Regions from separate parts of the Homo sapiens genome. Here all the other regions are linked to region 2. Evidence: chromatin loops called from intact Hi-C (ENCODE). Cell type or tissue: sigmoid colon. All regions are shown on one strand. Each heading gives the region's core, and the rest is flanking DNA. Links, peaks and the distances in the headings are about the cores only. Region 1 overlaps LRIG1 (leucine rich repeats and immunoglobulin like domains 1). Region 2 has its middle 56 kb from the start of LRIG1. Region 3 overlaps LOC105377142 (a long non-coding RNA gene). Region 4 overlaps LRIG1 (leucine rich repeats and immunoglobulin like domains 1).

Region 1 (5,334 bases), core at 47-5,046, 150 kb after region 2:
TGAGCCCCAGTCCCTTCCTCATCTCCCCTTCACTTCCTCTGCATTTGGATTAGCAGGGGCTCCAGGAGTAGCAGCTAGGTCCCTGCAGGGAGCCTTGGCCCCCAAGGTCCTGTTGGGTTTGGAGACAGTTCCAGGGGTAGAAAGTTCCTGGGGAAGGGCAGCTATGGCAGAGTGCTCACAGGAGCCATTTTGAGAGTGACTGTGTGTTAATGGCCACACCAAATAGCATGTGCTTCTTCAGTGAGGGGGTCATTTGGGCTCAAACAGAGACAGTGAAACGCTGACTGTGGATGAATTTGTGTCCTCGGAGTCGCCACCTTCCTTCCTGTAGATGAGCTGCCCAGGTTCTTGGCCCCTTCCCTTTCTCTGTTTTGCACCGCAGTGGCCTGCTGGCAGAGGCTCCTGTGCAGTCGTGTGCGTGCTTAGTTCAGAGATGTGTGGTGTGGTCCTCTTGCTCCTTTTGGAGATTTCCAGACAGGGGTCCCAGGTTGAGACTGAGAACTGAGCTTGTCTTGCCCAAAGTTCTGAGATTAGTAGTGACAGACTGTCGCCTGGGTAGCGATGGGCAGTGGCCCTGGCCACCCCATCATGTCAGGGTGGGGTTACTGGACAGTGAACGCAGCATTCCTAAGGACTCAGAGAACATCTTTACAAGTCTATAGTTTGTGTTTTCACTGTTCTTTCCATTTGATATGCTCCAGTTTAGTCTACTGTGTTTCTTTATTTTTCACAAGAGTTGGGTGGGTTTTTTTGTTTTGTTTTGTTTTTTTCTTCCTTTTCTAGGCTTGGCTGTTGGAAAAAATTCACCCACTGAAGTGAATGATTGTTAAGAGTGCCAAGCCTCAGTCTGTCCTGTCTCTCTCTTGACCTCACCAGGCAAACTCAAGGGGATGCGTGAATCTAATGTGGATTCTTGCAGCTGGTGTTTGTGTCTGGTCTTCTGTGTTCTCCTCTCTCTCCCTGTCCTTCCTTCCCTCCTCCTCCCCCCCTCCCCCCACCACACACACACACACACACACACACACACACACACACACACACACACACTGACTTGGAGTTTATATTTTGGTGACTCCATCATTATCTAATGCAAAACACAGTGGTCCTGCCTCTTTCCTAACTTTTCTTGGATTCTGTGAGTGTTAACCCTTTGGTTTCAGCTTCCTACGCTTCAGGGCCTGCAGTTGTGCATTCCATGTGGTGCTGGATGGCTCCTTTCAGGCTCTGTAGTCAAGCTGTGACCCCACCAGGGGACTCCTGGTTTTGTTGGTCAGGGCCGGGAGGTGTGGGAAGCAAGAGAGGTCTTTTAAGTCCCCGAAGCCTGAGCCAGTCCAATTCTTAAAGTGAGGGGCCATCCTCTGACTCACCAGTGTATCGTGGCCCCAGGGATGGCATGCTGTCTTCTGCGGGGTCCGGGATCCCCTCTCTAGCTGGTGGAAGGCATGAAGCCCTCTTCCATGCCCTCTAGAAGGGGCAGCAAAGATCACAGAAGTGCGCTTGAGCAGTCCTAGCAGTTTGCACCATATCCAGGTAACCTCAGAGGCAGATTTGGGATTGCTTCCCAGCATGTGTTTCCCACCCCTCCTTTAAGCTAAATTCTTTAATTGCAGGTGAGGATATAATTTTGATCTCCTGCCAGGTCTGTTTAACTGACAGACACCCTGACTTATTTGTCCAGGAGGGAAAGAATGCTGCTCCTAGCTGCCTTTAAAAGCTCATTAATCTTCTCTGAGTTTATTTTCCATCTTCCTATCCCTGCCCCAGCCCCAATTTTTCAACGATAGATGACCAATATGTCACGTAAGCAACCCAGAGGTGCAGGAGTGCTGGGAGGAAGCTTTGATTCTGAGGTTCGGGCAAAGCATGTGCTTTTACCGCCTGCAGTAGGGGATCATGCTCTGAGGTCCACGTGGATGGGGGCAGGGAGGCCTGAGCAGGAGCCTCCTGCCCTGGGGGAGTTGCCCCACTAAGGCATGAGGCACAGGTGTGGTTGTCCCACGCAGGGGCTAGTGGTGCCCTCTGCTGGCAGATGCAGGGAGTGTGACTGGGGCTCCCTGGCTTGCTGCGGGGTCATCTCCAGAATCCCAGGCTTCTGCTATGAGAGAGGTCTTTTGTAGCCTGAATCAGGAGCTGCCTTGGACAGCATGAAGGCGCTGGAGCTTGAGAGTTGTTGTGTGTCATGACCTCGTGTGTAGTCTTCACAGTTTAACAGCCACCCTGGCCCCTGTGACCTATGCACCCATTCTACGAGTCAGACTAGTGTGTTGGGCACTGATGAGTTTCTAGCTGCATGGCCACTTTTACCCCCAGGATTCTGTGGGTGTGGGTGTGTGTGTGCACGCACGCGCGTGCGTGTGCATCTGTGTCATTTCCCACTGAAACCCAGCTGACTGTGGCCCAATTTCCGGTGGGGTGGGGTTGGGGGGCAACCACACTAGATGGTGACATTGCTGCCCTCCCTTTCCTCAGGGTCCTGTCCTTCAACAACCTGACACGGCTGGACGAGGAGAGCCTGGCCGAGCTGAGCAGCCTGAGTGTCCTGCGTCTCAGCCACAATTCCATCAGCCACATTGCGGAGGGTGCCTTCAAGGGACTCAGGAGCCTGCGAGTCTTGTACGTCTCCCACTACTGACAGGATAAAGGGGTCCCCAGTGGGGAGAGCAGAATAGAGCAAACCATCTGCTTTGTTGAACTCCATTTGCGTTGGCTTCGAGTCAGAATTGGATCCAAAGCTGGCTTGCTCTATGTGCAGAGTCTCAAACTTTTATGTAATCAACTGAAAAAGAACTGGTTAAGCAGAAAAATCTCTCATTTCCCCAGGATGGTGCCTAGAGAGGGATGGCAGCTCCTAAAAAGTAGTTGTTCTCAAGCAGTGATGCCCACGTTGTGCTGGACAGGATGCTGGCTCCTAGTGTTGGAAAAAGCTTCCCCACGCTGAGCGCCTGGTGCAGCCTCCAGTTCGGCAGCCGTGGGTCAGTCTTTCCCATCTTGAGTCTTCAGCTGCAACTTCCAAGTCCTGAATATTTTTTCTCTAAACCATGGGAATACTGCAGTGCATCTCTCGTCTGAGCATTTGAACTTCTTCAGCATAACCTGTACCAAGATGCCTCCTTTCCAAAAGCAGCACTTAGGGAATCCTGTGTCTCTCCTTGTACCTCGTCGGGGGTCAGTTAACAAAGTGGAGGTGCTAATGCCATTTCCCTTGAAGTCCCTAATTAGATGGGGTTGGCAAAAGTGGCTGCAGGATGCTTTTCTGAGGCTTGTATAAAACTTTTCCATGGTTGGCTTCATAGAACTTCCAAGCAGCTGTCAGCATAAAACCCCCAGAGAGGGGCATGCAGGTTTCAGAGGACAGTGGTGGCGGGTTCTAGGGTCTCCTTCTCAGGCGTAATCCACTGCACAGAGAGGGATCTGTTCCAGTGTGACAGGGAGGGAGGCCTTTGCACTTGCACCTGGCAGAGCCGGCTTTAATGTGGAGCCATTGCCAGGGAGTGTGAAAGAGGCCGGAGCCAAGCTATTCAGGCCAGGTCAGCCTGTGAGCCCATACAAGGCCCAAATAACAAGGCTGGGAACATTCAGACTGAGCGGGCCAGAAAGGAGAGAAAAACTTTGGCAGCCAGGGCTAGGAGCAGAGAGACAGGCACACAAAGCCACAGCCCCGGGTCCCTGGTTCCTGGTTTTTTCAGTATGCAGATGATAGGAAGGAACCCATTGAGAGGAGAAGTCCCTTCCAGCAGCAGAATCTCCACTATTTGACCTTCCTGCTGTGACAAGAAAGGTCACCGCCAGCATTTCACTCTTCAGTCAGAGCTGCCCTCTCTGCTGGCAGCATTGATTCCTGCTGCAGCTTCTCACAGGAGACAAGAGTTCCTTTTCTCTCCCTGGCCTGTGTCTGCAAGGGCTCGGGGGGAAAATTTAAGAACCAAGAACCTTGTGGAAAGTTGGAGAGGGCAGGATGGGGGCCTGGTCTCCAGGTGTGATGTCTCGCCTGGGCACTGTGACCTGCTCCTGGAAGCTGGGAAGCCATTGAGTCATCGGCCATGGGATTTGCATTGTTGGAGGGGCCTGGGCTGAGTTGGCCTCATCCCTCTGATCCTGGCGAGTGGGTCACAAGTCTGACTCAGCACCCAGATGTCCTCCCTGGCTCAGAGTCAGCGCCCTGCAGGCCTTGGGAGGAGATGGGCTCCGGGCTCCAGACCCACTGGCTGGTACGGAGGCGCCCACGGGCCGGCCCTGTGCCGGGTCTCTTTCTTCCATGTGCTTTCTGCAGTTTCTCGGTCATGTCCAGAAAAGGGACTCTGGTTGGTATGAGAGCAGACGGGAGCCTTAAGGAACCTTTTGGGTTGATTCTCAGTGCTGGGGCCAGATGTCCGCTCTCTCGGGGCAGAATACAGACTGGGCTGTCTGCACCACCTCCCTTCCCTTGAGTGTGGCCTCCGCAGACAGGGAGGCAGGTGGAGCCCAGGGAAGTTTCTTGTCTAAGGCATGTGTCATCTTGGTTGGAAGGCTGAGAAACAGGGCTTCCCTCCCAGGGCCACGTGTCTCTTCACCCTACGTCCCGGCTGTGCCTCCAGGGTGCATGCACCCAGGGGACTTCAGCTTCCGAGCAGCAGGCTGGGTGAGAGTTTGCTTTCCCTTCACGCCCCGACTGCTCGGTGAGCTGCTTTCTGTCCTCTCCCCAGGGATCTGGACCATAACGAGATTTCGGGCACAATAGAGGACACGAGCGGCGCCTTCTCAGGGCTCGACAGCCTCAGCAAGCTGTGAGTATCCGCCGCACGGAGCTCCGCCGGCAAATGCGCGGGACACACTTGGGTGGGAGATGTTTCTGTGGCGCCCCCCGCGCCTCTCTGCTCTGGGCCCAGGCGGAAGAGGAGCTGGCTTTTGTTTGGGGCAGAGCTTGTTTTGTTTGTGGAGAAGAGTTTGAAGAAGAGGGTGGGGGACACCCCACTCCTTGATGGCCTGGGTGTTGGGTTCTTGGGGGCTGGCAACCCGGCGTTTGGCGGCTGGTGGAGCTTCTCTTGGGCTTCACTCACAACTCACATGAAAACTGCTGAATTTGCTGTTGCCCTTTGTACAAAGGAGTCTTGCCCTGTTACTGGGTTTCTCAAAGTTGTGTAAAGGTCAGTAAGGTGTGAGGGCGGTGGGGCTCCTGTCAGTACTTTCGTCATTAACCATCATCTCAAATAACCACGTCATTTCCAAGGGTCGTAGTAGCAGCTATTTTGAATGTATGGTTTGGGGTCTTTTTCTTTTTTTTCCTAGCTAGCTCCTAGATTTTGCCAGTTAATCTGCCAAGCACCTGTGTGTGTTGTACCTAATGATCTCATGAGG
Region 2 (5,334 bases), core at 76-5,075:
CCAGGCAAAAGTTTGCTGCAGGGGCAGGGCCCTCATGGAGAACCTCTGCTAGGGCAGTGCAGAAGGCAAATGTAGGGTGGGAGCCCCCACACAGAGTCCCTACTAGGCCACTGCCTAGTGGAGCTGTGAGAGGAGGGCCTCTGTCCTCCAGACCCCAGAATGGTAGATCCACCGACAGCCTGCACTGTGAGCCTGGAAAAGCCACAGACACTCAATGCCAGCCCGTGAAAGCAGCCAGGAGGAAGGCTGTACCCTGCAAAGCCACAGGGGCAGAGCTGCCCACAATTATGGGAACCCTCCTCTAGTATCAGTGTGACCTGGGTGTGAGACCTGGAGTCAAAGAAGATCACTTTGGAGCTTTAAAATTTGACTGCCCCATTGGATTTCGGACTTGCATGGGCCCTGTAATTCCTTTGTTTTGGCCAAATTCTCTCATTTGAAATGGCTGTATTTCCCAGTACCTGTACTCCCATTGTATCTAGGAAGTAACTAGCTTGCTTTTGACTTTACAGGCTCATAGGCAGGAGGGACTTGCCTCATCTCAGATGAGACTTTGTACTGTGGACTTTTGGGTTAATGCTGAAATGAGTTAAGACTTTGGGGGACTGTTAGGAAGGCATGATTGGTTTTGAAATGTGAGGACATGAGATTTGGAGGGGCCGGGGCAGAATGATATGGCTTGGCTGTGTCCCCATTCAAATCTTAACTTGAATTGTATCTCCCAGAATTCCCACGTGTTGTGGGAGGGACCCAGAGGGAGGTAATTGAATCATGGGGGCCAGTCTTTCCCGTGCTGTTCTTGTGATAGTGAATAAGTCTCACGAGATCTGATGGGTTTGTCAGAGGTTTCTGTTTTTGCTTCCTCCTCATTTTCTCTTGCTGTCGACTTGTAAGAAGTGCCTTTCACCTTCTGCCATGATTCTGAGGCCTCCCCAGCCTAAGAATGTGGAACTGTAAGTCCAGTTAAACTTCTTTTTCTTCCCAGTCTCAGTTATGTCTTTATCAACAGCATGACAAGGGACTAACACAAATGGTGTCGTCACAGGTCAATGAGTTGTCACATGAAAAATGCTTAACACAGCGTCTCACACATATTAAGCACTATGTTCATATTATAATTGTCATTGTTATTACTAAGTATTACATCTGAGAATGCCAAGTGTCTGCTGAACAATTTTTTAAAAATCTTTTTGTAGAAATAGGGTCTTGCCATGTTGACCAGGCTGGTCTTGAACTCATGACCTCAAGTGATTCTCCTGCCTTGGCTTCCTAAAGTGCTAGGATTACAGGCATGAGCCACCATGCCTGGCCAAACAATTTTAATATCTAAATCTTACCCGAACACCTGACCATCCTTCAGAGGTGATAGCAATAGCTGAGTGGGCATTTTATGTGAGCTAGTGATAGGGGAATGAACTAGCAATACTCCCTTTATCCATTCTTACCAAATTCCACCATTGTTTAGGGACATAACCAGGTGGCTTGAACTCATTTTTCCCAGAACAACAGTGGCATGATGCCAGCAGGCCCACTGTAGGTGTGTCACTGGTAGAGGAGCTAATTTTGTAAGAAACATGCCTCCAGTCTTCCGGTATTCATGATTTCTTCACATGGTTATGTGTGGATCCAGATGGTCGGTCTAGCATCCTGTATGCCTCTGCTTCACATTAGTTCTTAACTTTGTCAAACCAATACCAGGAAAGATACCATGAAGCTCTCAGTGTCCACATATTCACTGGGTAGAGAAGTCTTCCTCAGAGACTGCCGTCTTCCTCTTTGTCTTTAAAACCTCATCTGTTGTCTGAACATCTGTATGCAGCTTTGACATGAGGCATTTGGGGATTTGAGTTGATTTCTGAAGCTAAATATCCAGTGGGACCCAGGTGAGTTACTTCATGTCACTACATTTCCTCATCCTTAAAATGCAGCCTTCTTTTATAGAATCAAATTCTTTTTTTTTTTTTTTTTTGAGACGGAGTCTTACTCTGTCGCCCAGGCTGCAGTGCAGTGTCAGGATCTTGGCTCACTGCAACCTCTGCCTCCCAGTTTTAAGTGATTCTCCTGCCTCAGCCTCCTGAGTAGCTGGGATTACAGGCATGCACAACCATTCCTGACTAATTTTTATATTTTTAGTAGAGATTACAAAGTGTTGAGATTACAGCTGTAAGCCACCATACCCAGCCTCTAGAATCAAATTCTGTCTGGTTCTCTTCCATTCCTATTCAGTTATTTAGTAATAAAATCAGTGTTCCAGCACATTTCAGGGCTTCGTGCAAGTGGATTGCACTGAACTGCACTGGTCCTCAGCCAAATTTTATGCTCCCTTTTCATAAATACCTGAGTAATATTTAAACCCAAGAAGGCAGGGAAAAAGCAACAGAGACCCAAAGGGAGTCAGCCAAGAACCTACGTGAGTTGTGTATTCGGAGTGGTGATCCTACCGTCCTGGAGCATAAATCTTAAACTGCGGATCTGTTCTTTTTTGTAGACTCCACACCGGACAGCTTGACAACCACTTTAACGTCCAGGTCTCCCTAGGCAAAAGTAGTCCAATGCGCAATGAGGTGTCCTGTCTTGTGTAATGTTCAAGAGCTTGGCACCAACATGTCTATTTTCACCCTTCCTGGAAGAAATCAACCCTTTTCCCCATCTACCCACTCTCAATCTCAGGCAACAGGCTGCACACTTCCCCTAGTCTTGACAAAAATGTTAGCAAGAAGTGCGATCTTGAAACCATTCCTTTCCATCGGCCTGTGCTCTTTTCATTGTTTCTCCAAATATATTATCCATGTGGCCCCGAAAAGTGGAGCATGCAGGAGGACTTTGGATGGTACCTAGATAACCTTTTCAGTAAGAAGTTCCTTTTACTACATTTCAGATTTTTAAAGGTGAAAAAAATAATTATAGTGATACAGATGAGTTTTCTTTTCTTTTTTTTTCTTTTTCTTTTTAGAGATGAGATCTTGCTCTGTCACCCAGGCTGAAGTGCAGTGGCACAATCAGGGCTCACTGCAGCCTCGACCTCCTGGGCTCAAGTGATCTCCCCACCTCAGCCTCCCAAGTAGCTGGAACTACAGGTGTGTGCCACCATACCCAGCTAATTTTTTATTCTTTTTTTTTTTTTTTTGTAGAGATGGGGTCTTGCCATGTTGCCTGGGCTGGTCTCAAACTTCTAGCCTCAAGAAGTCCTCCCTGCTTAGCCTCCCAAAGCACTGGGATTACAGGCATGAGCCACCAAACATTGCTGAATTTTCTTTTTTTATTGTGAGTTAATTCCAGTAACAACAATGTAATCTGAAGTACCTTTCTTAGTAGCCAACATCGATGGAATGCTGGGGATGTTCCAGGTAGAGCTGGCAGGGCTTTGTAAGCACCCTCCTCACAACCCTCCATGGTAGATAGTATTATTCTCACTTCACAGATGAGGAAAGTGAGGCTCAAAGACAGTGAAGCAACTTGCTCAGTTATTGTATCAGAGCTGCCTTCGACTCTGCTACTCGCTCTTTTTTTTTTTTTTTTTTTTTTTTAATGAAATGGAGTTTTGCACTGTGGCCCAGCCTGGAATATGGTGGCACAATCTCGACTCACTGCAACCTCTGCCTCCCGGGTTCAAGTGATTCACCTGCCTCAGCCTCCCAAGTAGCTAGAATTATACCTCCACACCCAGCTAATTTTTTTTTTTCTGTATTTTTAGTAAAGGTTGGGTTTCACCATGTTGGCCAGGCTGGTCTCTAACTCCTGACCTCAAGTGATCCACCCATCTCAGCCTCTTAAAGTGCTGGAATTATAGGCATGAGCCACTGTGCCCAGCCTATTCTGCTCTATTGATACACTCACTTTAAATTGTTATTCATTGAAATGAAGCTCCAAAGCAATGGAATTAAGACTCAGCGGGTTTGCTGTTGGCCTGGGAATCTGTATATTTACCACATCTCAGCAGATGCTGCTGCACCTCTCTAGGTAGATCTGTGACAGCCTCTGAACCAGATGATCTTTACAGTCCCTTCCAGATGGAAAAGACAGCAACAAACATATCTATTGAGCACAGTGAGCCCTGAACACTAAACTGGGCATGTATTGGGCATATGGGCAGAAGGAAAAGCCCCAGCTCCTTCTGGCTTCCACCCAGCAATCCTTCTCTAGAGAAGCCAGGATTCAGTGGAAATTCAGCAACGGTGAGCACTTGACTTATTCCCCTAGGGATATGGCGTATTAGTCACCCCATAAACATTTAATTATATTTAGCTATATTTTATAAGCTGGCACATTATCAGAGCTGTCTCTCTCTGTTGCCCCAAGTGCCACTGTTTGAAAGTACCCATAAGACCTCTTAACGTTATGTCCCTCTTGGCTTCTGGTAAAACATGGGCATATACAACAAAAGAAACTAGGAAAGGCAGATGCTGCTGAGTTAGCCAAGAGTGCTTGCAGAAACCCCTTGAAGAAGGAAATATGTGTGTCATTCAAGTGCGGTGTAATTTTCAAAGGATGTTACCCTAATGATGTGCATAGAAATGCCTGGGGACCCTGTTGACCACACACATGCACAGACACACCCACACACCTGCACTCAAGAGAGGGTGATTCTATCAGTCTGGGCTAGGGCCCTGGAATTAGCATTTTAACATTTCATTGCAATATTAATGTACAGAAAAGTACAAAAAGTAGACACCTCAATTAATTTTCACACCCATGCAACCAGAACCCAGATCAAGAAAGAACACTGCCAGCACCCTAGAAGTCTCTTTTTTTCCCTTTATCACTACTTCTCTCCAACAGTTACTGTTTTGCTTTTTTTGTTTGTTTTTGTAGTTTTGTTTTTTTTTTTTTTTGAGACGGAGTCTCACTCTGTCACCCAGGCTGGAGTGCAGTGGCACGGCGCGATCTCCACTCACTGCAGCCTCTACCTCCCGGTTCAAGCGATTCTCCTGCCTCAGCCTCCCGAGTAACTGGGATTACAGGTGCGTGCTACCATACCCAGCTAATTTTTGTATTTTTAGTAGAGACAGGATTTCACCATGTTGGCCAGGATGGTCTCAATCTCCTGACCTCATGATCCGCCCACCTTGGCCTTCCAAAGTGCTGGGATTACAGGCGTGAGCCACCGCGCCCGACCCCAACAGTTACTATTATTCTAATTTATAACCCATGCATTAGGTTTTACCAATTTCTGTATTTATAGAAATGGAAATATATATTGTACACCCTTTGGTGTCTGACTTATTTTGCTTGACCTTGTATTTGTGAAATTCATCTATGTTGCTGCCTGCAGTTACAGTTTATTCTTTTTCAGTGCTGCATAGATTTTTCATTGTGAATGTAATGCAATTTTTA
Region 3 (5,334 bases), core at 96-5,095, 150 kb before region 2:
GATTATTCTGCAAGGGCTTAACATGTTTGCATCACAATTTAGACCCTGCTTCTTTTCAATAAATATATTTAAATTTATTGTTTTTTCCCGTGCTTGTATTCAAGTACTTACCGAGTAGTCTGGCAGGTACAAAACAAGTCAGACATGAATAACTGCTCTCAAGGAGAATATATTCTGGCTGGGAGAACAAGGCTGTACACAGGAAAAAATTGAAGGGAGTATAAATTCATCTGTGGAATTGACCAAATGGTGTTGTGTTCATGGACATGAGAGAGTATGAGCTTCATCTGTGAAGGCCTCATAGCAGAGGAAAGACTTGAAGAATGGATAGGCAAAAAGTGAAGAAGAGGTTATTCCAGAAGGAAAATAATCTTAGCAAAGGGATATGTGCCAGTAAGCCTGGAACCTTCTTTACTACAGCCTTGTCTGCAGCTAACATTAATTGACTAACATATCCACGGCTGTGTGTTTCTTCAGCTAAAACTGACTAGATTCAAAGATGCATTTAAGCCGGGTGTGGTGGCTCCTGCCTGTAATCCCAGCACTTTGGGAGGCTGAGGTGGGAGGATCACTTGAGGCCAGCAGTTTGAGACCAGCCTGGCTGATATGGTGAAACCCCCTCTCTACTAAAAATACAAAACTTAGCTGGGCGTGGTGGTGTGCACCTGTAATCCCAGCTACTTGGGAGGCTGAGGCAGGAGGATTGCTTAAACCCAGGGGGTAGAAGTTGTAGTGAGCTGAGATGTTGACACCTCACTCCAGCCTGGGCAACAGAGCTAGACTCTGTCTTAAAAAAAAGCAACAAAGAAAGATGCATTTAGTCAACACATTTTTCTAGAGCTTAAACAAAGTTTACAATTATAAAATATTACAATTATAAATAATTATATATAATATACATTATATATCAATATTAATCTACATCAATAATATATTGGTTAATATTAATATAATGATTCTTCTATATAATTAATTTTACATTAATATAGTAGTAAGGTAATTATGTTACTACAGTAACAATATATAATTGTAAGATATAAATATATACTTATATGATCTAATTGTATATATAATAAATTACACAATAATTTGTAATTCACATTTTTAGGCCTCTCCATATGTCATGGCTGAGTGCTTTACATGTGATATAACAACTTTATAGGGGTATTTTGGTCTCCACTTTACTAATAAGAAAACAGACTTAGTTTAGGAACTTAACCACACAGTAAGTGGCATTGCCTGTATGTGAATTCAAAGTTTGAATGCAAAACCCACATTCTTAACATTATGCCATACTGCCAGATATTCTGTATACTATATAGCATTTTGAATATTGTTTACTCAGGCACAATACAGCATTAAGATGTTAAGACAGGGAAAATAACCCCTTGAAGCAATTTCTGATCTTTATGAGAAGAGAAAGCCTGATGTATAGAGCTGAAACTATTGAGCAACATTGTGTGGCAACAATCTCTTTCTCAAGTCCTGAGAGTACATTAAGAAAGCATGGAGGCAAGGTTAGTTTGGGTAAGACTTCTTAGAATTAATAATTTGGAGAAGATTAGCAGATCTACTATTCTAGGCCAGGCCAAAGTTCCAATTTAATTATTTACATGCTTGTGTGGTTATATATTGTTCAAATATGACTTCCCAACATGGCCAAAATTTCGAGACACGAATTGAGAAAGATTTGGGTCATTTTAGAAATAGCAACCACTGAGTTTCTGACCTGATTTCCTGGGTGTGTGTTTAAATGCCTTTCACTCACTTATTTTCGGAGCTCATGGGAGGCAGTTTATGAAAACTGATTAAAAGAATGAAAAGTCACATGCTCAAACCTGGGTTTGAGAGCTTATCCTGCCACAAATGGTCATGAGAGTTAGCTTTTCCCTTAAACTCTAGGCCAGTGCGCTCAGTGCAGCCCTGGCCGGAAGCATGGGCATAGCCTCAGAACCTGTTAGAGATGCAGAATCTCAGGTCCCACCCCAGAGAGGCTGAATCTGAATCCCTGGGGTAGGGCCAGTGATCTGCATTTTCACAAGCTCACCAGACTCAAGGAACTCTGTGCTAGGCCTCACCTTCCTCATCTCTAAAAAGGAGGTCATATAGCATAGTACCTTCTTCACGGGAGCATTGTAAAGATTAAGTAAGATAATGCACATAAAACGCTTAGCGCAGTGTCTAAAACAAGAGTGATTAATATTATCTTCCATGGCTTCTTTTCTTTTTCTTTTTTTCTTTCTTTTTTTTTTTTTTTTTGAGATAAGCACTCTCTTTGTTACCCAGGCTAGAGTACAGGTGGCACAATCTCAGCTCACTGCAGGCTCTACCTCCTGGGCCCAAGTGATCCTCCCACCTTGGCCTCCCCAGTAGCTGGGACTACAGATGTACACCACGATGCCTGGCTCGTTTATGTTTATTTTTTGTAGAGATGGGGTCTCACTATGTTGCCCAGGCTGGTCTCAAACTCCTGGGCTCAAACGATCCACCTGCCTCAGCCTCCCAAAGTGCTAGGATTACAGGCATGAGATACCACATCCAGCCATCTTCCATGGCTTTATTTTATTTATTTATTTTTTTATTAAGAAGGGATAAGAAACCACAACCCTAAGCAGATAAGTCTGTCTGCCTTAGGTTCCAGCAGAAATCAATTCTTACAGCAAGTGATTAAGACTTGTCTGACCTCTGCCTTGTGTTACTAAGAAAACCTGAACTGTATAAACAGGTTTCTGTTGTGGTCTTTCTTGGGCTCCTGTTTGAAAACCAAGGAGGTCTGTGGCTGAGTTTTTACGGTCAGTCCAGAGGCTCCATGGAGCAGCTCTAATGGATGTGTGTGTCAGATTGCAAAAACACCCAGACTGGAGCATTTAAAGTCCTATTTAGAAAACCGTCTCCAGGTTTCACATTTGAGAACATAAACACTTGTGAAGTGCAATGCTTCTTCCAGGGAGACATGGAACTGGCTCAGCTCCCTGTGAGGTGCCCATTATATATCACTGGCTGAGCAGAGTCCTCGTAAGACCCAGCTTGACCCAGTGTGCTGACTTTCAAACCATCTGAACCCATTCTAGCATCTCTGTAGCTTTTGCTTAGTGTTTACGTATGAATTTGGAGCATCTATCCCGCTTAGAACCTTCATGCTTTTCACTTGCTCTTTCCCCCTTGGACAGAAGTCAGCAAACTTTTCTGCAAAGACCCAGACAGTACGCTCTGGAGGCCATAGGATCTCTGCCAAAACTATTCAACTCTGCAGTTGTAGATCAAAAGCAGCCATAGATGATATGTAAATGAATGGGTGCAGCCGTGTCCCAATAAAACTTTACTTACAAAAAACAGGTGGCAGGCCAGATTTGGTCCACTGAGCCCGGACTTAGAATCTCAAAACATCTAATAAAAGGGACCCAGATGACTAGGCAGCAGAATAATTTGGTGTCCATGGGTAAAGTTCCAGCTTAGAAGTAGTTACTGGCCTGAACTTAGACATGCCTTGGGTCATGGAAAGTAAACAACGCTAATTGTCCCTTAAGACCAGCTGGACCAAGATCTATTCTGAAGCTGTTTTGCTTCCACCTGGTGGGAAACATCTTCTCTTGGCTTAAAACTTTTAATGAAGATATTGCCTCAGAGTTTGAGAACAACCAAAGTGAGTTCCATATCTGGAATAAGGAAGTTTTCCTCTAAATGATAAGGTAGAAAGGGAGATGCTGCTTAGATATCAATGAGTAGGATGCAGGCTCAGACCTAAAGCACAGGCGTAGAGACGGGGGCCTGTGTCTTCCTTTCCTGAAACAGCTCAGGATACATGAATCCTGGTGCTTAGAAATGACAAAACTGGCCCATCTGCAAAGAGGTAACCCAGAGGTTGTGAATGTCGTAGATTATTCTGTATCCATGTCCTAGGAATTCTGAAGAATGATAAGCATCTCTATATAAGACAGAAGCAGAAGAAACCAGTTGACAAACGTTCTAACCTGGGTTATTCTTTCCTTTGCAGGGTTTTTGCAGTGCCAGGTGTGGATTGAGATTCAGCCTTGTAAGACTTACTCACTGAAAACTGGAATTTGCTTAGTTCCAAGGTAACCTTTTGTAACAGATGTCATTGGCTACCTATCCAATAGTCATTCCACTTCCCTTTGTTTTTCCTTGGAGGAGAACAAGATTTTCTTCATTATACACAATAAAATTGGGATGTCCGTGTGTAATTAAGAAAACATTGCTTGGTTTAATTCAATTATGATTATCTCATTATACATACCAGTGATTGTTTTATAGATAAATATGTAACCCAGAGCTGCCCAAAGAGAAATAAATTCTTCTGGAGATTTCTGGAAAAGGTAAACGTTCCCTTAAAAAGAGGCATTGGGGAAATGTGTCATCTTGCGAACATTGTTGATGTAGAGGTTGCAACTATGGTGGCCACCTTGCAACCCTGGGAAAGCCAAGCTATAGATGACGAGACAGAATTAACCCTCAGCTGCCTTACCTTGAGGCTTCTTGTTATGGACAGAGTAAAAATGTTCCTTATTGTCTCAACTAACTGGTTAGTTAGTTTCTGTTTCTTGCAACCAAAATAAATCCGCAGTCTTACACATTCCTGTTTGGTCTCTACCGGACCAGTTCAGCTGTGAAGTTCTGCTTCTACCAGTTCTCAAATTTTCTGCTTTCACTATTCCCACCTTGTTTAACCACCTGGTAGAGGCCTGGGAATTGTACTTTGTTATGTTTTGTCCATCAATAGTAGCCCCTGAGGTTGAGGTCTTACCGGATAGGATCTCACCAGGAAGCCTCTGCACGGTGAAGACTTACTACTCACAGACTGAAGTGATTTCAGTTTGTTACTTTTGTTATTAGAAGGGTTGGTGATAATAACGCTGTTTCTTTTTCATTCATCCAGTACAATTGTCCTTCTCTAACAAAGCTTGTAGGCTAGTGGATATAGTCAAGTAAACTACTACATACAACATAATGATGAGCCATAGTGGGAACGGGGGCTGTGGCAGTTCAGAGGGAGGCCCTGTTTTTGACCTCCACAACAGTCTCGCATATCCTATTTCTTCCAAACTTGCAATACCTCCTTCTCTGGAAATCCCAGACTCTCACTTTCTGGCCTCCATTGCAGCTAGGACATGAACATATAAGCCCCTTCTGGCCAGAGAGATGTATGAGAAAATCTTTGAAACACTTCTGGGAAGGATTTTTCTTGAGGAGTAATATCAACACAAGTTATTTTACTTTTTTCCTAATCTTGGTTGTTTTGTCAGAGGCCATAATTTGGAACTACAGCAGCCATTTTGTGACCATGAGGCAAAAGTCAAGAGAACTGCAGAAAAGTTG
Region 4 (5,334 bases), core at 80-5,079, 130 kb after region 2:
AGAGCCTTGGTAAGAATTCCAGTGCAGCACCATGATGGGCAGAGTGCTGCAGGGTGTGGAGTTTGATGAAACCTGTCTGCCAGGATCACTTTGTTGGGGTAATGGGGGCCGGGGGTGTTAGATTTTTTTTCCCCCCAGTCTAGGGCTAGATTATGTGAAACTTATTTTCTAACCGGAGGTTCAGGCGAAGCAAAGAGCTATTATGTGGATTTCGCTTATTCATTAAGTAAGACGTGTTAAGATTTGATCTTGAAGTAAAACTGTGGTAGATTTGCCATTTCGGTGAGAGTCCACACTCAGATAGTTGACTGTGGACTTTGTGAATCACTGTAATTGTCTGGAAGGGCGGAAGGGCACAGCTTCTTAGATCTTAGGGATGGAGAGCTGGCCAGCTTCAGTATGTTTCAGACTAATTGGCGGAACTGAAACGAGGAAGGATATAGGATATACAGTGTGGATTTCTGTCTTCTGTAAAGTAACCCTGTTTGCCCATCTATCTTCACTGGCTCCAGTAAGGAACCTGGTTGATCTCTTGAGGAACATAACAGTGGTAGAGAGACTTATGTTCCATTTCACTTTCTGAAGAGGTAGAAAAGACATTGGCAGAAAAGACTGTGATTAGTGATGTCTGACATGGGCACTGGAGGGACAATGGGAAAGTTTTCTCTCTGCAGTTAAGAGGTATTTCCTTATTTTGCAGGTGGTTAAACGAGGTAGAGAAAGAGTGATTTATACATGGTTCCAAAATTGCATGACAGCAAGAATTAGAGTCTGGGTCTCTGCACCCCAAGAAACACAAACTGGTTGCCATAGGGTTGACAGGGTCAGCACACCACAGACAGTGGTCCCAATCCTGGCCCACTGCTTGTTTTTGTAAATAAAGTTTTATTGGAACATAGCCACACTCATTCATTTACATATTGTCTGGCTGCTTTTACATTATAACAGCAGAACTGAGTGGTCATGACAGAGACAGTATGACCCACAAAGCCTAAAAATTTACCATCTGGCCCAATGTAGAATAAGTTTGCTGGCCCCTGGTGTAGAAAATAGGTGCATAATTTCAGGGGTCAGAAATTACCCACTTGACCCACCTTGTCCCAACTGCCTTTGATCTCCTTGCCCTTTCTTCCTGGCTGTTATCTGTGACATGAGATCTTTTCCACCACTAACGGGAATACCTTGTAAACCAGGCTTTCACAGAACTGTAGTGGAACAATCACTTATGAGAAAAAGTTTTAAATGTTGGTTTCAAATGCCTCCATCTGTTTCACTGTCTAATTTAACATCAGCTCTGAAAATGTAGCCAACTGGGGAGAGCTTATCTTGCCTGCTTTCCGCCTTTGAAGACTGATTTTATTTTTGAAGCCTTTAACAGGTGTTGGTTTAATAGACTTCTGCTGTATTAAGTTCTCCTCGCTCCAGAGGGCAGCCCAAGGGGTAAACTGACACTGTGGATGGAGGCGAATGCCACGTGACCTGGCCACCACACACTTCCCCCGGTCCCCATAAGTGCAGAATCACTGGTTTTGTCTGGTTGCAGAGAAAGGCTGCGCTGTTCCTTTGATGAGGCCAATAAGAACTGTTCCTAGCACAACACTGTCCTCTTGCCTTGCACCATCCTCACCCTTTTTTGTAAACTTAAGTGGATCCCTTTGCAGCTTACCTTCCCTAACAATAAAGATACTCCTTCCTCCCTCGATGGCAGATCTTTCAAGATCTCAAAGAAACTGCCCTTTTCTTTCCATCCAGAACATTCAAAGTAAAAACTTGAGCTTTATCTGCCTTATTTGCTGAGATTCTGTCACATGAAGTCCTGTGCACATTTGCTTCTCACACAGGACTCTGGGAAGCTTGTATGAGAGCTGGGCCACCTGGCCGAGGCCAAGCTACGTAGAACAGGCTGAGTTGACTGAGAAATGGCCAGCTAATGTTCAGATTTAGCCAAGCTTTGGAAGTTTATGGGTGGAATCTGGGCCAGTGCCCTTAAAGTTCTGCCAGGAGAGCCTCTCGGACGGGCTAGATAGGGTCATGCTTCCCTGGGCTTGCATCCCGGCTCCTCTTGCTTCCCAGCTGTGTGACCTTGGGCAAGCTCCAGCAGACTTCTGAGCCTCAATTTCTTCAATTGCCTAAGTATAGATGCTTCTCAACTGACAATGGAGTTATGTCCAGATAAACCCATCCTAAGTTGAAAATATCATTAAGCAAAAAATGCATTTAATACCTCTAACCTCCTGAATACCACAACCTAGCCTAGTCTACCTTAAATGTGCTCAGAACACTCATATTAGTCCACAGTTGGGCAGAATCATCTAACACAAAGCCCATTTTATAATAAAGTTTTGAATATCTCCTATAATTTATTGAACACTGAGTGGAAAACAGAATGGTTTTATGGGTACTTGAAGTACAATTTCTATTGAATGTGTATAGCTTTTGCACCATTGTGAAGTCCAGAAATCGTTAAGCTGAACCATCGTAAGTCAGGGGCTGCCTATAAAGATAATAGTACCTACCTTGTTAGATTGCTGTGTGATGGCATTGATGCTTTGCCCAGGATCTACTGTGTATATAATAGGTGTTCATTAATTGGTCAGCTGTTGAGAGGCAATAAAAAGAGGTATGGATCTTCTTGGGAACTGTGCAGTTAGTTATGTTAAAGGAGTGAAAATGATGACCACTTGGGTTTGCATGTGGAATTGAAAACATGGATAGTTTCCTGAAGGTGGAATGCCGGGTTGAGCGAGGGCAGCAGACACGTTTCCATGGCATCAACTCTCAGGCAGGAGGTGGGAAGGCTTCCCTGCAGGGGTTTGAATGCCAGCTGTTTACTCTAACCTTCATGGGGGGGAGACCTAGAGAGGGTATCTTAGACCAGCAGGCTACCTCTGGAATGGTGGGGTTGGTGGGGTTTGGTGGGCTTGGGTCAGGGACGTGGCCTCAGTTCCACTTGCTGTGGGAGTGGGGGTGGGGGGTGTCATCCAGATGCTGGGGAATCTGTCAGATGTCTAGCCACCCTGAATCCTGCAGAAGTTGCAGTCTGGGATTTGCTTTGAAACGTGGGGTCTTCCCAGTGGCTGGGTTTGACACTCTCCAGCTGGAGCAGGCTTCTTTTATGCTTGAAGTTAAGAGTGAGAGCTCTGAGTCAGCCCTTCGTTCCTGAGAGGGGAGCCAGAGCTGCTTGTTTGCACTGAAATATGTCAGAAGAGTAGACAAGAACCAGTCATTAATTTTATTCTTTTTTCCAGAGCACCTCCTACAGACTAGATCCTTAGCCTGGCTCTGATGACACAAGCATGACTACTAAAAACAAGAACTCATTTTATTGAGCAGTTGTTACGTGTCAGGTCATATCAGCCCATGGGGCATATGAACTTCACACATCACTTTACAGAGGGGCTCTTCTGAGGTTCACACCTGTGAGTGGGATAGCTGGGATTTGAACCTGGGCAGGAAGACACTCAAGGCATATTGTTCCACAGTGCTGTGCCATGTTCCACAGCAGGAAGAACTCCACATGTGCCTTGGAGACCATGGACAGGACTTACTTGGGAGACACAAGAATCATCATTTGAGATTTAGACAGAGGAGTGCTGTGAACTGAGTCACATTTTGTTTTAATTTGTTTCTTTTGAGATGGAGTTTTGCTCTTGTTGCCCAGGCTGGAGTGCGGTGGCGTGATCTTGGCTCACTACAACCTCTGCCTCCCAGGTTCAAGCAATTCTCCTGCCTCAGCCTCCCGAGTAGCTGGGATTACAGGCATGCGCCACCATGCCCGGCTAATTTTTTATTTTTAGTAGAGACAGGGTTGCTCCATGTTGGTCAGGCTGGTCTCAAAACTCCTGACCTAAGGTGATCCGCCCACCTCAGCCTCCTAAAGTGCTGGGATTACAGGCGTGAGCCACCGTGCCTGGCCTTGTTTTAATTTTAAATTGTGGTAAAGTACACATAACATAAAATTTACCATCTGAAGTATTTTTTAAAATGTGGAGTTCAATGGTGTTAAATGCATTTATGTTGTGCAACCAGTCTCCAGAACTTTTTTCCATCTTGCAAAACTAAAACTTCATACCTATTTGATATGGTTTGGCTGGGATGATGTCTACCCAGATCTCATCTTGAATTGTAACTCCTACAATTCCCATGTGTCATGGGAGGGACCCAGTGGCAGGTGATTGAATTATGAGGGTGGGTCCTTCCTGTGCTGTTCTCATAATAGTGAATGAGTCTCACAAGATCTGATGGTTTTAAAAACTGGAGTTTCCCTGCACAAACTCTCTTTTTGCCTGCTGCCATCCATGTAAGATGTGATTTGTTCCTCCTCGCCTTCTGCCATGATTGTGAGGCCTCTCCAGCCAGGTGGAACTGTGTGTCCAATTAAATCTCTTTCTTTTGTAAATTGCCCAGTCTTTGTGTCTTTATCAGCAGCGTGAAAAATAACTAAGACAGTAAATTGGTACCAGTAGAGTGGGACATTGCTGAAAACATACCTGAAAATGTGGAAGTGACTTTGGAACTGGATAACAGGCAGAGGTTGGAGCACTTTGGAGGGCTCAGAAGGCAGGAAGATGTGGGAAAGTTTGGAACTTCCTAGAGACTTGTTGAATGGCTTTGACAAGAATGCTGATAGTGACATGAACAATAATGTCCAGGCTGAGGTGGTCTCAGATGGAAATGAGGAATTGTTGGGAACTAGAGCAAAGGTGACTCTTGTTATGCTTTAGCAAAGAGACTGGCAGCATTTTGCCCCTGCCCTAGAGATTTGTGGAACTTTGAACTTGAGAGAGATGATTTAGGGTATCTGATGGAATAAATTTCTAAGCAGTAAAGCATTAAAGATGTGACTTGGGTGCTGTTAAAGGCATTCAGTTTCAAAAGGGAAACAGAACATAAAAGTTTGGAAAATTTGCAGCCTGACAATGCAATAGAAAAGAAAATCCCATTTTCTGAGGAGAAATTCAAGCTGGCTGCAGGAATTTGCATAAGTAATGAGGAGCTGAATGTTAATCACCAAGACAATGGGGAATATGTCTCCAGGGCATGTCAGAGATGTTTGCGGCAGCCCCTCCCATCACAGGCCTGGAGGCCTAGGAGGAAAAAGTGGTTTCGTGGGGCAGGCTCAGGGTCCCTGTGCTGTGTGCAGCCTAGAGACATGGTGTCCTGTGTTCCAGCTGCTCCAGCTGTAGCTGAAAGGGGCAACATAGAGCACGGACCATGGCTTCAAAGGGTGGAAGCCCCAAGTCTTGGCAGCTTCCATGTGGTGCTGAGCCTGCAGGTATGCAGAAGTCAACAGTTGAGGTTTGGGAACCTCTGCCTAGATTTCAGAGCATGTAT

What was found. A loop is a pair of places that touch in the nucleus more often than their neighbours do. Peaks named below come from ENCODE experiments on the same cell type or tissue, not always from the same donor. Only the 100,000 strongest peaks of a DNase experiment are listed, where the experiment ranks them.
Region 1: a loop joins it to region 2, with 3 times the contacts of the local background. A loop is called at or near these places in 2 of 110 quality-filtered maps.
Region 3: it touches region 2 in a loop (6-fold over the local background); 4 of 110 quality-filtered maps call a loop at or near these places.
Region 4: a loop joins it to region 2, with 13 times the contacts of the local background. A loop is called at or near these places in 2 of 110 quality-filtered maps.

What each region holds. Positions count from the first base shown.
Region 1 is chr3:66,404,627-66,409,960 of GRCh38, reverse strand. It overlaps LRIG1 (leucine rich repeats and immunoglobulin like domains 1), which reads left to right. Exons shown (of 19, transcript NM_015541.3): 8 at 2,470-2,613; 9 at 4,683-4,763. Among named protein-coding and RNA genes, the nearest start is that of LRIG1, 94 kb to the left of the region's middle. In sigmoid colon, for the core only: a CTCF peak has its summit at 2,020 (motif pointing left); DNase peaks (open chromatin) are centred at 2,020, 3,560, 4,080, 4,890 and 1 weaker place.
Region 2 is chr3:66,554,559-66,559,892 of GRCh38, reverse strand. No RefSeq gene overlaps it. Among named protein-coding and RNA genes, the nearest start is that of LRIG1, 56 kb to the right of the region's middle. RefSeq lists an enhancer at 4,986-5,334. In sigmoid colon, for the core only: no CTCF peak of the experiment used is centred there; DNase peaks (open chromatin) are centred at 2,028, 2,492 and 4,152.
Region 3 is chr3:66,699,846-66,705,179 of GRCh38, reverse strand. LOC105377142 (a long non-coding RNA gene) reads left to right here. Exons shown (of 3, transcript XR_940935.3): 3 at 3,995-4,211. Among named protein-coding and RNA genes, the nearest start is that of LRIG1, 200 kb to the right of the region's middle. In sigmoid colon, for the core only: no CTCF peak of the experiment used is centred there; DNase peaks (open chromatin) are centred at 2,989 and 3,279.
Region 4 is chr3:66,421,871-66,427,204 of GRCh38, reverse strand. The region is part of intron 3 of LRIG1 (leucine rich repeats and immunoglobulin like domains 1); the gene reads left to right. Among named protein-coding and RNA genes, the nearest start is that of LRIG1, 76 kb to the left of the region's middle. RefSeq lists an enhancer at 4,723-5,248. In sigmoid colon, for the core only: no CTCF peak of the experiment used is centred there; DNase peaks (open chromatin) are centred at 1,964 and 3,144; H3K27ac peaks cover 306 bases.